2 separate regions of the Mus musculus genome follow, and region 1 is linked to region 2. The links are chromatin loops, found by intact Hi-C in ENCODE. Cell type or tissue: left cerebral cortex. All regions are shown on one strand. Links, peaks and the distances in the headings refer to the core of each region. The heading gives the core; the rest is flanking DNA. Region 1 overlaps Ldhb (lactate dehydrogenase B). Region 2 holds the start of Etnk1 (ethanolamine kinase 1).

Region 1 (5,000 bases), core at 1-5,000, 660 kb after region 2:
AATTTTTATTTTTAAAAAAAAAAAGGTCAGTTTCATGGCATCTTCTTCAGTGCCTGCTTTTCTGGTGTCTCCTTGTGATTTATCTCATTGTATCTGTTGGGTGGGCCCCATACCAAGAGGGATAGCATAGTGACTTGCCTCGTTTCTGTGGTGGTAAACTGAGCTCTGTGGCTGGAAAATTTAGATGCAGTGGAATCTGTCCTCTTAGGACATGTTTGTAGAGTTTTTTGTAGAGACATGCTTGCTGAACTTTGAAGAATGTCTTCCTATCTTCAAACTTTGAACCTCTGGCTTTATTTTGAAGTGATTTCAAGTGTAATAGAAATTTGTAAAGATTATTTTGATAATGAACACTTCCACATATGCATCTTTCAGATTTATCAACCTGCTGCATTTTGCTTTGTCTCGTACTCTCTCTACTTCCTTCCTCTTCTCTCTTGCTCCCTCTCTCTATATATGTACATGCATATGTATATACACACATATGTATATATGCATTCCTTTAACCAGCTGAGCATATCTTGGCAAGATCAAAGTTTCTGAGTTCTCCAGCTTGTTTCCACAGTCATTGTGGCCCGAAGCTCTCGACATCAGTTGTAAGCTGCTTTGGTGTCTCCAGACTTGACCTTCCTTCTGCTGTCTAACTGTCTAGACTCCTGGCTGCCCTTACACACACCCTTTGCCGTTCACACCATGGCTTCTTTATGTTCCTCTTAGTTTTAGTGGCTTGAGGCCTTGCCTGTTCTGAGAGCTTCCTTAAATGTAGGAAGAGAGAGAGAAGCAAGCTGGCAGCCCCTCCCCCCACCCCCTGCCCGCCCTGGGTAGAGCACACTGACCCTTTTGTGTGGTAGCTGCTTGAATTCCTCCCACCAAGCATATTCCTTCTGCTTGTGAAGTTTAATGTGTTGTTTTGTTGGGGATTGAGCCCAGGGACTCTTTTGTATGCTAGGCAAGCATTCTACAACTAAACCCCTGAGTTCTGTTCTTGACCTTTTTTATTTATATTGTTTTTAAGAGTCTGTATGTATCTCACGCTGGCCTCAAACTTGTGACTGTTCCTGCTTGTGGGGATTGAATGTTGGGGTTACCTTACCAGTGTGGGCTATCGTGCCTGACCCTAAACTTTAACTTCTTTGGTGTTTTGCCTGAATAGATGTTTGTGCACTCCTGCCCAAAATGGCCGCCTTAGAAGAGCGTGTTGTTTGCTCTGGAATTAGAGTTTAAGATGTTGTGAGCCACCACGTGGGTTCTCGGGATCTAGACTGATTCCTCTACAGGAGCAGCCAGGGCTCTTAGCCACTGCGCCACCCCTCTAGCCACCGTGTGACCTTTAAGTTCTCAAGGATCAAACTGTGAATCTTTTAACTGAGAAACAATTATCAAAGGACTCATCGGTGTGTGTTCTTTTCTCCTTTCTCTAGCTACTTTTTAATTAACTAGATACTTATGATAGGTGATAGTTTCCTGAAATGTAGGGGTTTTAAATGGTCTTTATTTAGTGTTGACTCTTACTTTGGTTAAAACAATTGAGCTTACATTTCTTTTAAAAATGTGTGTGTGTATGTGTGTATGTGTTATATACACATAAAATTAAAGAAAATATCTAAAGTGTGGTGTCGGGCATGATGGCACATGCCAGTAATCCCGACATCCAGGAGGTGGAGCAGGGGAGGGCATTACAAGTTTGAGGTGCTCTATTTTAAATAACTGGTAAACTTAAAAACTTTTCTTTTGTGTGTATGGTGTGTATTACTGTTTTGTTCTGGGGTCTCCTCTAAAAAAACCAGGTTGGCCTTAGTATCTTGGCGGTCCCTCTTGCATCAGTTCAACCTTCCAGGTGCTGCGATTCTTGGCCTGTTATCACCTCATCCTCATAGGAACTTGTCTTACCCTTGTTTTAAGATAAACTGAGGTCACCTGTCAGGGTCACACAGCTGCAGCAGAAGAATGGCTCAGGTGGCTGTCCTCCACGTATCTGACCATAACCCAAAAGTTGACAATAGAGATAAATACGCCCCAGTAGAGAACATGGCTGCCGTGCACAAGGCCTTGGATTCAATACCTCAGCACCACAAAACAATGTGTTTATTTAGTATGCGTAACCCACCCAGTGCCACAGCAGCATAGGACACTGGAGAGAACTGTGACCCTGGATCTTGCAGCTCACTGCTGCTGCCGCCCAGGATACCTTCCCACATATCCCCAGGTTAGCCAAAGCTCAAAATGCAAACTAGCTAATGCCGCTTACCGGTTGGGTTAATTATTTGAAAAGTTATACCTTTCCCTCCCACAAAAATCCCATGGTTAATAGGCACTTGAATATAAAACCACCAGCCTTAAATACCAACACATTGATGGCTGTCATTCATTAACTAAGAGGCGAAATCCACAACTGTATCTGTTCCACTGGAGACTTAAGATTAAAAGATTTCTACGGTAACACTCTTGGCTTCCAACCAGCCTTGCTCCTTAATAATATCTTTATATTCACGGTGAATGTATAATCTATGGAGGTGTGGGTAGAGAGACTTGAGACAGGCAGCAGCATAGTTGCTATGCCTCTGTCTGTATAACTGCTCTTCGAGGAGGTCTGTCATACACAGCCAGCTGGATTCAGCTCTTTGGTTATTTTTCTTTAGGTATTGGCTCATCTCTTTCCTTCGACTACGCATGCACTTCCAAGCTAATTCTCCACACGCTCTGACACAGAGACCCTGACATCCTGGGATGTGGTTTCCTACATTAAGCTCTGAATTGTGTTGCCCTGCTAACTGCAGTGGCTCACATGTGCTGTTACTAAAGGATGATTGGACGCGCTGATCCTGGGCACCCGCACAGCCTGTTAGGCTGTTAAGTGGGAGGTCTTTAAAATGCAAATAAGAATTCTGTGGGCTCTAAGATGCTCCATGGAAAAGGAGAAGAATCTTTTTTCCCCTAAACATGTTTAAGTAAAAAAAAAAAAGTAGATAAAATTAGTATTCATATTTGATACAGAGCTGTCATCCCCCCCTGTGCCTGGGATTGGGTTCCTGATGACATAACTCTTCATCCTATGACTTGGGTGCCTTGCCTGCCAAGACCCTGAGCTGCTCAGAGCCAACCTAAACATTGTAGGTTGTAGATGATTGAATACCATACTCCAATGTCCTTGAGGATTTTGGCCATTGGGTGCTTAGCCATTTGTAGAAGGCTTCTGTGGGGTAGATTGGGGCTAAGCCATCCTTGCAGGATTTTGGGTGCTGGATTAGTGACAACCAAAAACACCTGGCAAGCAATTTGAATGAGAAGGGGCTTAATTTTCCCGTACAGACCGTCATGGCAGGGACAGCACAGTAGCAGGACTGTAAGGCTGCTTGCTAACATCTTCACAGATGAGCCAGGAAGTAAAGCCAGCTGTTCTGTAAAGCTCAAGGTCTCCATCCCAGTGGCTCATTTATCTAGTGAGGCTTCATGTCCTAAAGGTTGTATAGTGTCCCCAGTTAGCACCGCTACCTAGGAACCACGTGTTCAGAACTCACGAGCCTGTGGGCTATTTGACACTCAGACCACAACAGGAGCGAACGGCTGGTTTTGTGTTTCTAGTCTCTGGCTGATGAACTTGCCCTGGTGGATGTGTTGGAAGACAAGCTCAAAGGAGAGATGATGGACCTGCAGCACGGGAGCTTGTTCCTCCAGACTCCGAAAATTGTGGCCGATAAAGGTGGGTAGCTTCTTCGCACTCTCGAAGGGATCGAACATGAAAGGGGTTTTCGTATGAATGGATACTTGGGATGCACCCTCCAGTACGGCAAACTGATCACTCACTTTTGTTGATTTGTTGCTATCTATTACTGGAAGACTCTGTCCTAAACTTCTCTCTGTTCTTTCTTTTGTTATCCTCCATTTGTTTGTTCATTCTTTTATTTTTTTTATTTTTTATTTATTTTTTTGAGACGGGGTTTCTCTGTACAGCTATGACTATCCTGGGACTTGATCTATAGACCTGGGGTATCTTTGCCTCCCAAGAGCTGGGATTAAAACCATGTGCCACCATTGCCTATATAAACTTTTTTTTTTTTTTAACTAGGGAAAGCTAGAATTATGGGGCAGTTTTAGTAATCTCTAACAACAAAAAACTCATGACCTATTTTAGTAAGTTCAAAGACTACAGAATTTCCATCTACTTAGAAATGGTCCCCCCCCCTTTATTATTTAAAATTTGCTCTCAATTCTACTTTTTGTAGACTATACAGTCTTTTTTTTTAAAAAAAACTTTTTATTTATCTATTTATTATATGTAAGTACACTTTAGCTGTCTTCAGACACTCCAGAAGAGGTCGCCAGATCTCGTTACAGATGGTTGTGAGCCACCATGTGGTTGCTGGGATTTGAACTCTGGACCTTCGGAAGAGCAGTCGGGTGCTCTTACCCACTGAGCCATCTTACCAGCCCTATATAGTCTTTTAAAATGAGACCTTCTCCAGGTCTGCAGCTGTATCATCAGGAAAAAAAATCACAAATTATGATGTATGATGGTGGTGGTTGCTTTCTGCATCTTTCTCACACAGGCATGCTTTTCTGCATCCGTTTCTAGAAAACCATTTTCTGGAGATTGTGCTAACAGGTGCACACGGCACATGAACATTTTGTCATGAGCATCCGTGTAGCATTTGGTGCTGTACACCACATAACAAGTGTTCTCTTCATCGGCTTGATTTCCCGAGTGTGTGCCCTGTGGTCATTTTGTTTGCTTGAGATAGACCTCATGGAATCCATGTTACCATGAACTCACTATGCACTTGAGGCTAGCCCCTCCCAATGGCTGGGATTGTTAGTGTGTGGTGCTTTGCCTGGCAAGACCGTTTTATTTCTGAAGTAAAAGTTTGGCTGCATATTTTTTAAATCAAATCCTTTTTAAAAAATATGCTTTTAAAACAATACCAACAACCCTAGCAGGGCCCATATGTAGCATCCTGATTTTTCTAGTAGACTGCACTGCATTTGTCCCAGGGGCATCTTCT
Region 2 (8,138 bases), core at 1-5,000:
ACTAAACAAGCAGGCCACAGTGACAAAAGCCTTAAAGCCCAAGGCTCAAGAGGCCAGCCTGGTTTACAGAGCCAGCTCCAAACCGGATGGAGCTACAGTGAGACCTTGTCTCAAAAGAATACAAATAATGACAAAATTGGAATTACTAAACAAGGCCCCAAGGCACCACTGGTTTGCAGTGTCCTAGCATATGTAAGTCCCTCTAGGAGCTGGGGCAGAATAAAGAACCCTAGCCTTGACTTACTGATGGCTCCGCTTCTGATCCAAGAGTTCTGCTTGCACAAGGAGGGGATGAATTTCTAATTATTGATTTTAGAAGTGAGTAATATCTGTTAAATACACATAAGTTCAGATTATGAACCCAAAGGTTACAGTTCATAGTCACAGCATAGGTCAGGAATGGTGGCAAAAACCTGCAACCCCACCACAATGGGGTGCCAGTTGAGTGAGGGATCTAGCCACCTTGCCTGGAAAAAGAAAAATACATATAAGTCATGATTTACCCTCATCTCCTATATAACAGTCAGAATAGCTTTAAGTCCTTCTTTACCCTGGCTTTCCTTCACTAGATTTCACGTGAGGTAAAAGAGAGAGCACCTACCTAGGATTTCCTAGGCAACGATGACTTTAAAAAGAGCTCAACCCAATCCAGCAGACAGCACTTCACTCGACAGCTATTACCACTTTCTACACACAAATAAATGAAAGGAAATTCCAAGCTTCAAACTTGAAAAAGTCACTGCTAAAAAACAATATGGGTTGCCAGCACTGCAGTATACCAGGAAGCAGAACTGCCTTTAATTAGTAAGATATTTTCCAGAAATAGATTTTATTAAATTTTAAAACCCTCTCAAACAAGCAAGTGAATACACTATATTAACAGTCTAACATGAGGGCTACATACAGAGGTAGAGCACTGGCCTAGGATCCAGAGCTGCCTTTCCCAGCACTGCAAAAAATACACAAACAGATATGCTTCCATTTGAAAAGCACTTCCTTAAAGGAAATGCAATAATCTTCCAAGTTATACATAAAAATCATTTTGAATCAACTATTTCCTATATACTTGGCCAACAGGCACACCTTAAATGTCAAAGTCTTTTGTCTAACAAGTTTCTTCCCCAAAACATATGGGTCGGTCTCTTTCAGCTGCTCAGAACACTTCTAACAAGAATCGAAACTAAAACTCATAAAAGCCCCCAAGTGTCAGGAACTGCTCTGGGGCCTAGACACTACTCATGTTTTAATTATACTAAAAAAAAAATTTAGCAAAAAACTTAAATCAATAAATCCTGTATAAACCCCCAACAATGTATTGGAGTCATCAAAATGACAGACGTCTTGAATAATACAAATTACTGCTCAAATCTAAAACAATCCCAAACCGTTAAAATTTTACTAATTTGGCTTGTTTGCAAGGAAAAAGGAAATTCACCTTAGTAATCCTACAAGCTGTGCACTGAAAAAACTATAACCAATTACACCAGATAAATTGTGGGTATGGTGGATCATAACTTGCAAGTGCCTTTTTTTTTTCCTAATCCTAGCTTTTCGGGGGTAGGGGTATCCTTCTGAGAATTTTTGTCTTTAAAGCCACTGACTCACGAAAATATTCCCAGGCCACTGCTCACTCCAACCCTGAGCATTAATTCTTCTAAGACTTTACAAATTTAGAAACCTTCCAATTCAAGCCTTCCTATAACGCACGGCATAGCGTTCCCTAGCATCCTGGCGTGGGCAGCAGCAGGTCCCCGGTCATTCCGCTTTGGAAAGGAGTTGTTCTCCCGCGGCTCGGAGATGGGGATGTGGGAAGATCTCGGGCTGGATAAGGCAGGGATGGGAGGGAAGCGCAGGGGAGGGAGGGCAGCGGAGAGGACCGCGGGAGGCGGATGGGCTGCGGGGTCTGGGAGGAGAGGCATGACGAGGGCCGCGGCAGCCATCCCCGGGAGCCTCTTCAGGGGCCGGGCAGACGTCGCTGACGCGGCGGCTTCGGGAAGGAAACCCGGTGCCCGTCCGGCCTCACCTGCAGGGTCACCTCCCGGGGGTCCCAGTGCGGCCGCAGGTGCCGCAGCAGGCTCAGGGCGCCGTCGCGGCAGCGCTGCTCCTCCTGGTCCTGCACCGTCACGTCGAGCTTCGGCACCTCGGGCGAGCCGGGCGGGACGTGGATGTAATTGGCCATGGCCCAGGCGACGGCGGACACGACCACGACGACCACGGCGACGGCGACCACGAGCGCGGCGGGCGCCGGCAGGCTGCTGGACCCTTCCGTCCCGGGGCGCCCTCGGCGGAGGGCTGCGGCCGCTCGGACGCACGGGCGGGCGGCGGGGGCAACCGGGCGGCCGGACGGGGTGCGCAGTGCAGAGACGCGGAGGCACGGCCGCTCTCGGGAAGATGCCTCAGTGCGCTAGACCGCGGGCGGCCGCGAAGCATGCCGGGACTGGCCTGACGCTAGCGTCACGCCGGGGGCGGAGCCTCGGCTGCGTCAGGCGGCTGGCGGGGTGGCGAACCCCGCGGCACAATGGGCGGGCCTCGGGGCTCTTGGGGATCGGGGTCTCGGGGAGCGCGCACCGCCAGGCACTCCGCTACTGTGGGGTTGGCTGGGCTCCTGCACCCGAAGGAGTCCGAGCGCGGCCGAGCCCAGCCGGAGCGCTTACGAGCCTTGCCGAACACTGCCGAGCCCTGCCGGAGCACTGTCGAGCTTTGCCGAGCCCTACCGGGGCTCTAACGAGCCTTGCCCGAGCGCTACCGGAGCCCTACCGAATTCTGCCGAGCTCTGCCGGAGCGCTGTCGAGCTCTGCCGAGCCCTTTCGAACTCTACCGATGAGCTGTGGAGTGCTACCCAGCCCTGTCAGGAGTCAAGGAAGCGTCACCTTTCTAGATCACTAGGGTCGTGGGCTCTGCTTACTTAGGGCTGACGTTCTTACGGGACGCAGAAGGCACGTCCTGAAATAACCCTAAATTTAAGCTGTGAGCTTAGCCTGGCCTCAACCGGCCAAGCTGGATTAATTTGCTCGCCTTGTTCCTGAAGCTGTGTGCACAGAACTACATGCTTGCTTGGTTCAGCAACCCAGTTCCCTTTGACGGTACATAGAAATCACAGTATTTGGGGCAAACTTTACGTAAAGTGAGAGTAAACCGGTGACAGTGGTGTGATGACCTATACCTGTCCTAGTTCTCAGGTGCCTAAGGCAGGATTGCCACGAGTTCCAAACCAGCCGGGCTACATAGTGAGTTCCAGGTTTGCCCGGGATATACTTAGTCATCAGCCGACCGATAATAGACGACTGAAACACTCATTTTAAGGGTCAGATAGTTGACGTTGCTGAGAATTATTCAAAGCCGGTTATATAAGGTAGAGACTCGGAGGGAATTGGAAGGAAAGAAAATTAGATCTGTCATGCTAAATCATAGCGCGTCCTGGGACTCGCACGGCTACATGAAACCTCCTGTATCAGAAAGGCTCTGCTCTTTGCTTGTTAGAGAAATACTGGCAACCGGATCATCTACAAGTTTTTGGTCCGCCCTTGTGCTTTCCTTTTATGACGGAGACAATGGAGGTGACTTTCACCTTGACTTCTGGCCTCCCCGGGGCTGAGTACAAGTGAATAACTTGTGAATGATCAAATGTTGTATTACCCATTAGCACACATTTATGTTCTCATTGTTCTGAATGAGGCTACATACCTTTGTAAGTCACAAATAAGTCTGAGATAATGATAAACTTCCTACACTAAAAAGTGGGAAATCCACTCCTGCATTTTTGCAACATTGTAAATTTATTGACCATTTTCCAGACTTGAGTATGTGTTTTTAAAAACCACTATGTAGCCCAGCAGTGGTGGTGAACGCCTTTAATCCCAGCACTTGGGAGGCAGAGGCAGGCATTTCTGAGTTCGAGGCCAGCCTGGTCTACAAAGTGAGTTCCAGGACAGCCAGGGCTACACAGAGAAACCCTGTCTTGAAAAACTCAAAAAAAAAAAAAAAAAAAAAAAAAAAAAACCACTATAGAATGCCCTACTTTCAGTACCCTGAGCGCACCCACACACATACACGCACACACACACACACACACACACACACACACACGGTAAGGGGAGTATTACAGGACACACTAGATTATGTATTCTATCTAATGAGACTAAAATAACAGAACACACTAATACTTCTACGTTTTGAGTAGTATCTCCTTATTAAATCGTTACATTTTTAAGAATTATATGGAATATAACTAAACAACTAACACCAAATTCAATTTAAATTAAAAATAAAATTTTAAGAAAGCATGCAAAAGGTCAGGCACAGGGTAACCCTGGCACTCGGGAGGCACCACAGATGATCATAAGGAACTCAGGAAATACGAGAGCCTGTTTCTAAACAGACAAACAAACAAACAAACAAACATACTAGTTCTTTTTCCTTTTTAAAAAAATAAGAATCTTTGTAGGCATCCCATGGCCGACCTGAAACTTGCCTTGAACTCACAGAGATCTACCTACCTCTGCCTCCTGCGTGCTGTGATTAAAACAAACCCACCCCCCACTCTCTGTCCCTCCCCCCCTCCGGCCCTCTCAGTCTGAAAAAGAATTCTAACTATGCAGCCCTAACTGGCCTGGAATTTATTAGGTAGACCAAGCTAATATGGAGCTCACAAACCCACCTGCCTCTGCACTCCTAAATGCTGAGATTAAAACCATGTGATGCCGGGCGTGGTGGCGCACGCCTTTAATCCCAGCACTCGGGAGGCAGAGGCAGGCGGATTTCTGAGTTGGAGGCCAGCCTGGTCTACAACGTGAGTTCCAGGACAGCCAGGGCTATACAGAGAAACCCTGTCTCGAAAAACCAAAAAAAAAAAAAAAAAAACCATGTGATAACATGCCAGGAAAAACTCACCGTTAGCATATTCAGAGGAGCATAGCATTTACCAAGAAGACACACAGCAAAGCCAGCATCCATTGAGAACATGTGCAACAACCTAAGTCATTAAGGACTGTAACTTTAAATAACAGTGAGATTCGGCTAAAACTGAGAAGACTAAAACCGCCAAATTCTGGTAGGAGCATGTGACCATCCTGCCTCTGCCTCCCGTCAGACTTGGTCCGTTTTGTGGGTTTTATTATCTGCATGGCCAAGCGAGTTGTCAACGATCAGGGAGTGTGTTCACCTCTTCTGGGTTCATCTTTTGTACTAGAAAGTTGGCCCTAGGAGGAAAAGGTACAGTTTATCTTATCTACTGCCACATTTCCAGGGCTTAAAATAGCAGTGGTGGCATAAATGATGCTAATCAACTGTAAGCCATGCTAGTAAAGACTTGACACTCTGCCAGCCCACTGTAAGTAAGAGCAGCCTCTGTCAGGGATTCCATCATCAAATGTCCACAGATTATGATGGATGCTTTTGATGGCCAGCTCATCTGTTATCCTGGGTCTAGTCTTCTTTCCAGTGGGTCAGTAAAACTGTAGCACCATGTGACAAACACCGAAAGGATGCACGGCAGTTGTCACGACAAACGTTATCAGGAAGCATCCAGTTTGTGCCAGTTGCTTCCCGTGTGTATGGGTCTTCCTTGAAAGCTCACTCACTCTCTCACTTCAAGGACTGATTCCCCAACATAAGACATCCCAGCTCACCTGTAGCACACACACTTCTCTTGTTTATTTTCTTTCCTGATTAGTGGTGACGGTGGTGATGGTGGTGGTGGTGGTGGTAGTGATGGTGATAGTGGTCTCGGGGCAAACTCAGGTGCAGCCCAGGCATCTTGGCCTCATTTCTTACACTGAATTTTTTTTTCCTTTCTTACTTCTTTTTTTGACATTATTTTACAGTTCACAGTTTTATTACGTTGTATTTATTTTTCTGAGGAGAATAGTATCCAAAGCAGAGGACAACTTGTAGAAGTCTGCCCTCTTCTCCTCCCTTGTTGATCCTAGGGATGGAATTCCCTTCATAAAGCCTGGAGTGCATGTGACTGCTGAGCCATATTGCTGGCCCCCATTTCTTTCTTTTACACATGATAAAACATCTTTAAAACTCTGCTCTGTGATAACCACATCGCACTGTTAAGTCATAACAATTATGCCATACATAAATGATGAAGGAGAGTATTTATAACGTGTTATGTAATGAGCATTCTGTGTAAGGGAGCGAACGCATGACCGAGTACAAACCCAGAGGTTCAAGTGATAAATATTTTAATTATAACAGAGTTCGATTTCATTCCCAGAGTAACAACAGAAAGTATCTACTGAAGAAAATATTCTGTGCAATCAAATTATACAAGCATGTCTAACAGCTGGATCATCTACCCAATTGAAAACATGTTTAATTGGTTATTACCCAGCGGACTCTGAATCAGCATACCACAGAGGTGCTCACACGCTTATGTTTGTCGCTGAGCTAGTCTTAGGACTAAGAAGCGAACCAGCCTAGAAAGACAAATGTAGGATCTCTGAGTTCAAGGCACAACCTGTCTACATAGTGAGTTCCAGGACAGCCAGAGCTACATAGTGAGGCCCTGTCTAGAAAGAAGAAAGAAAGAAAGAAAGAAAGAAAGAAAGAAAGAAAGAAAGAAAGAAAGAAAGAAAGAAAGAAAGAAGGAAGGAAGTGACATACACAACCCATTTTGCTTAGCTTTAATGAAAAAGAGAAATTGTAATATTTGTAGGAAAACGAACTGGAAATCATTGTGTTAAACCAAACCAAACAAGTAAGAAAGAGAAAGACATACTCTCTATGCTCGATCCCTCTCTCTCTCTCTCTCTCTCTCTCTCTCTCTCTCTCTCTCTCTCTCTCTCTCTCGTGTGTGTGTGTGTGTGTGTGTGTGTGTGTGTGTGTGTGTGTAAGGAAAGGAAGAAGGAATGGGACTCCTGACAACAAGAGAAACATTGAAGAATCAAAGGGAGGTGAGCCTGATGGACAGTGGGGGAGGGGAATGGAGAGAGTGGGGGAGGGGAACAAGCTAAAACACCATGAAATAACACATGTGCATGAAGATTCTGGAACAATACCCATTTCTTTGTATGCAACCCCCCAAATTTAATTTTAAGGATGAAAAAAAATGCTTAATACCACTCCTATACACCTAACAGAAAATTAAGGTTTGTCAATGTAACATTATCTGAAAACTCAGAATTCAGAACATCTGCAATACCAAGCATTCAGTGTGAAGCAAAAAAAAAAAAAAAAAAAAAAAAACAAAAGGAAAGAAGCCTTAGCTGAACAAGGCTACACCTGCTCTGCTGAACCAGGAGAAGATCGCCCGAGGCAGCTGGCTGCCTACAGTCTGCACGCCCAACCCTGAGGCAGACCCTGTGAATGACTTCTGGGCGCACAGTCATAGATTATACTGCTGCGCTGTGGGGCAGGGCTGACGGTGCAGGTCCTGTCTTGCCTCTTGCGTTCCCGGCCTCGAGGATAAATCTAATTCTATCAGATCGCCCTCTAAGAGCAGAGAGCCTACGGTTTTCCACTATCCCCTCCATGACCCTAAGCAGTGTCTGTGCGTTACAACTGGGGATGTGACGGAACAGAGACGAGTAAACTGTCCCCAACTATATTATATAAAATCCACAGGAGGCTACGTGAGTTGATATCTGTCTGCAGTTCCAGCACTTGGGAAGCGGCAGCAGGAGAAAGCTTTGGCCACATTAGACCGTGTCTCAACAACCAAACCAAATTAAGTAATAACAAATTAAGTATACGGGGGCTGGGATATAAGGGGTAAACTTTCTGGTTTTGTGCTTCAGATTTATTCATTTTTAGTTTATATGTATATGTATAGGCATTTTACATGTACGTATGTATCCATGTGTGTGCCTGGTACCCACGAAAGTGAGAAGTAGGGTGTGGGATCTGGAACTGAAGTTACAGTTGGTTCTGAGCTGCCGTCTGGATGCTGAGAACCGATAGGTCCCCGGAAAGAGCAGCAAATGCTCTAACCGCTGAGCTCTCTCTCCAACACCTTGTTCTGTGTAGGAACTAAAGCTGGGGCTCTTCACACGCTAGGATCATGCTTTGTACATGCTGGGTGCCACGGACCACTCCAGTCGGGTATGGGGGTGCCTGGAATGAGGGGTCCTCGAAGGTAAGTTGGTAAGGATTCGGCGGTGACAAACAGAAACAAACACAGAGGCAGTCTGAAC

The links. Peaks named below come from ENCODE experiments on the same cell type or tissue, not always from the same donor. Only the 100,000 strongest peaks of a DNase experiment are listed, where the experiment ranks them.
Region 1: it touches region 2 in a loop (3-fold over the local background); 2 of 42 quality-filtered maps call a loop at or near these places.

The regions. Positions count from the first base shown.
Region 1 is chr6:142,500,040-142,505,039 of GRCm38, reverse strand. It overlaps Ldhb (lactate dehydrogenase B), which reads left to right. Exons shown (of 8, transcript NM_008492.3): 3 at 3,583-3,700. Among named protein-coding and RNA genes, the nearest start is that of Ldhb, 5.4 kb to the left of the region's middle. In left cerebral cortex, for the core only: no CTCF peak of the experiment used is centred there; DNase peaks (open chromatin) are centred at 746, 1,159 and 2,803; H3K4me3 peaks cover 1,007 bases; H3K27ac peaks cover 1,338 bases.
Region 2 is chr6:143,161,522-143,169,659 of GRCm38, reverse strand. It overlaps Etnk1 (ethanolamine kinase 1), which reads right to left and starts at 2,430. Exons shown (of 8, transcript NM_029250.2): 1 at 2,024-2,430. The coding sequence starts at 2,179. In left cerebral cortex, for the core only: a CTCF peak has its summit at 2,779; DNase peaks (open chromatin) are centred at 1,823, 2,173 and 2,606; H3K4me3 peaks cover 3,524 bases; H3K27ac peaks cover 2,864 bases.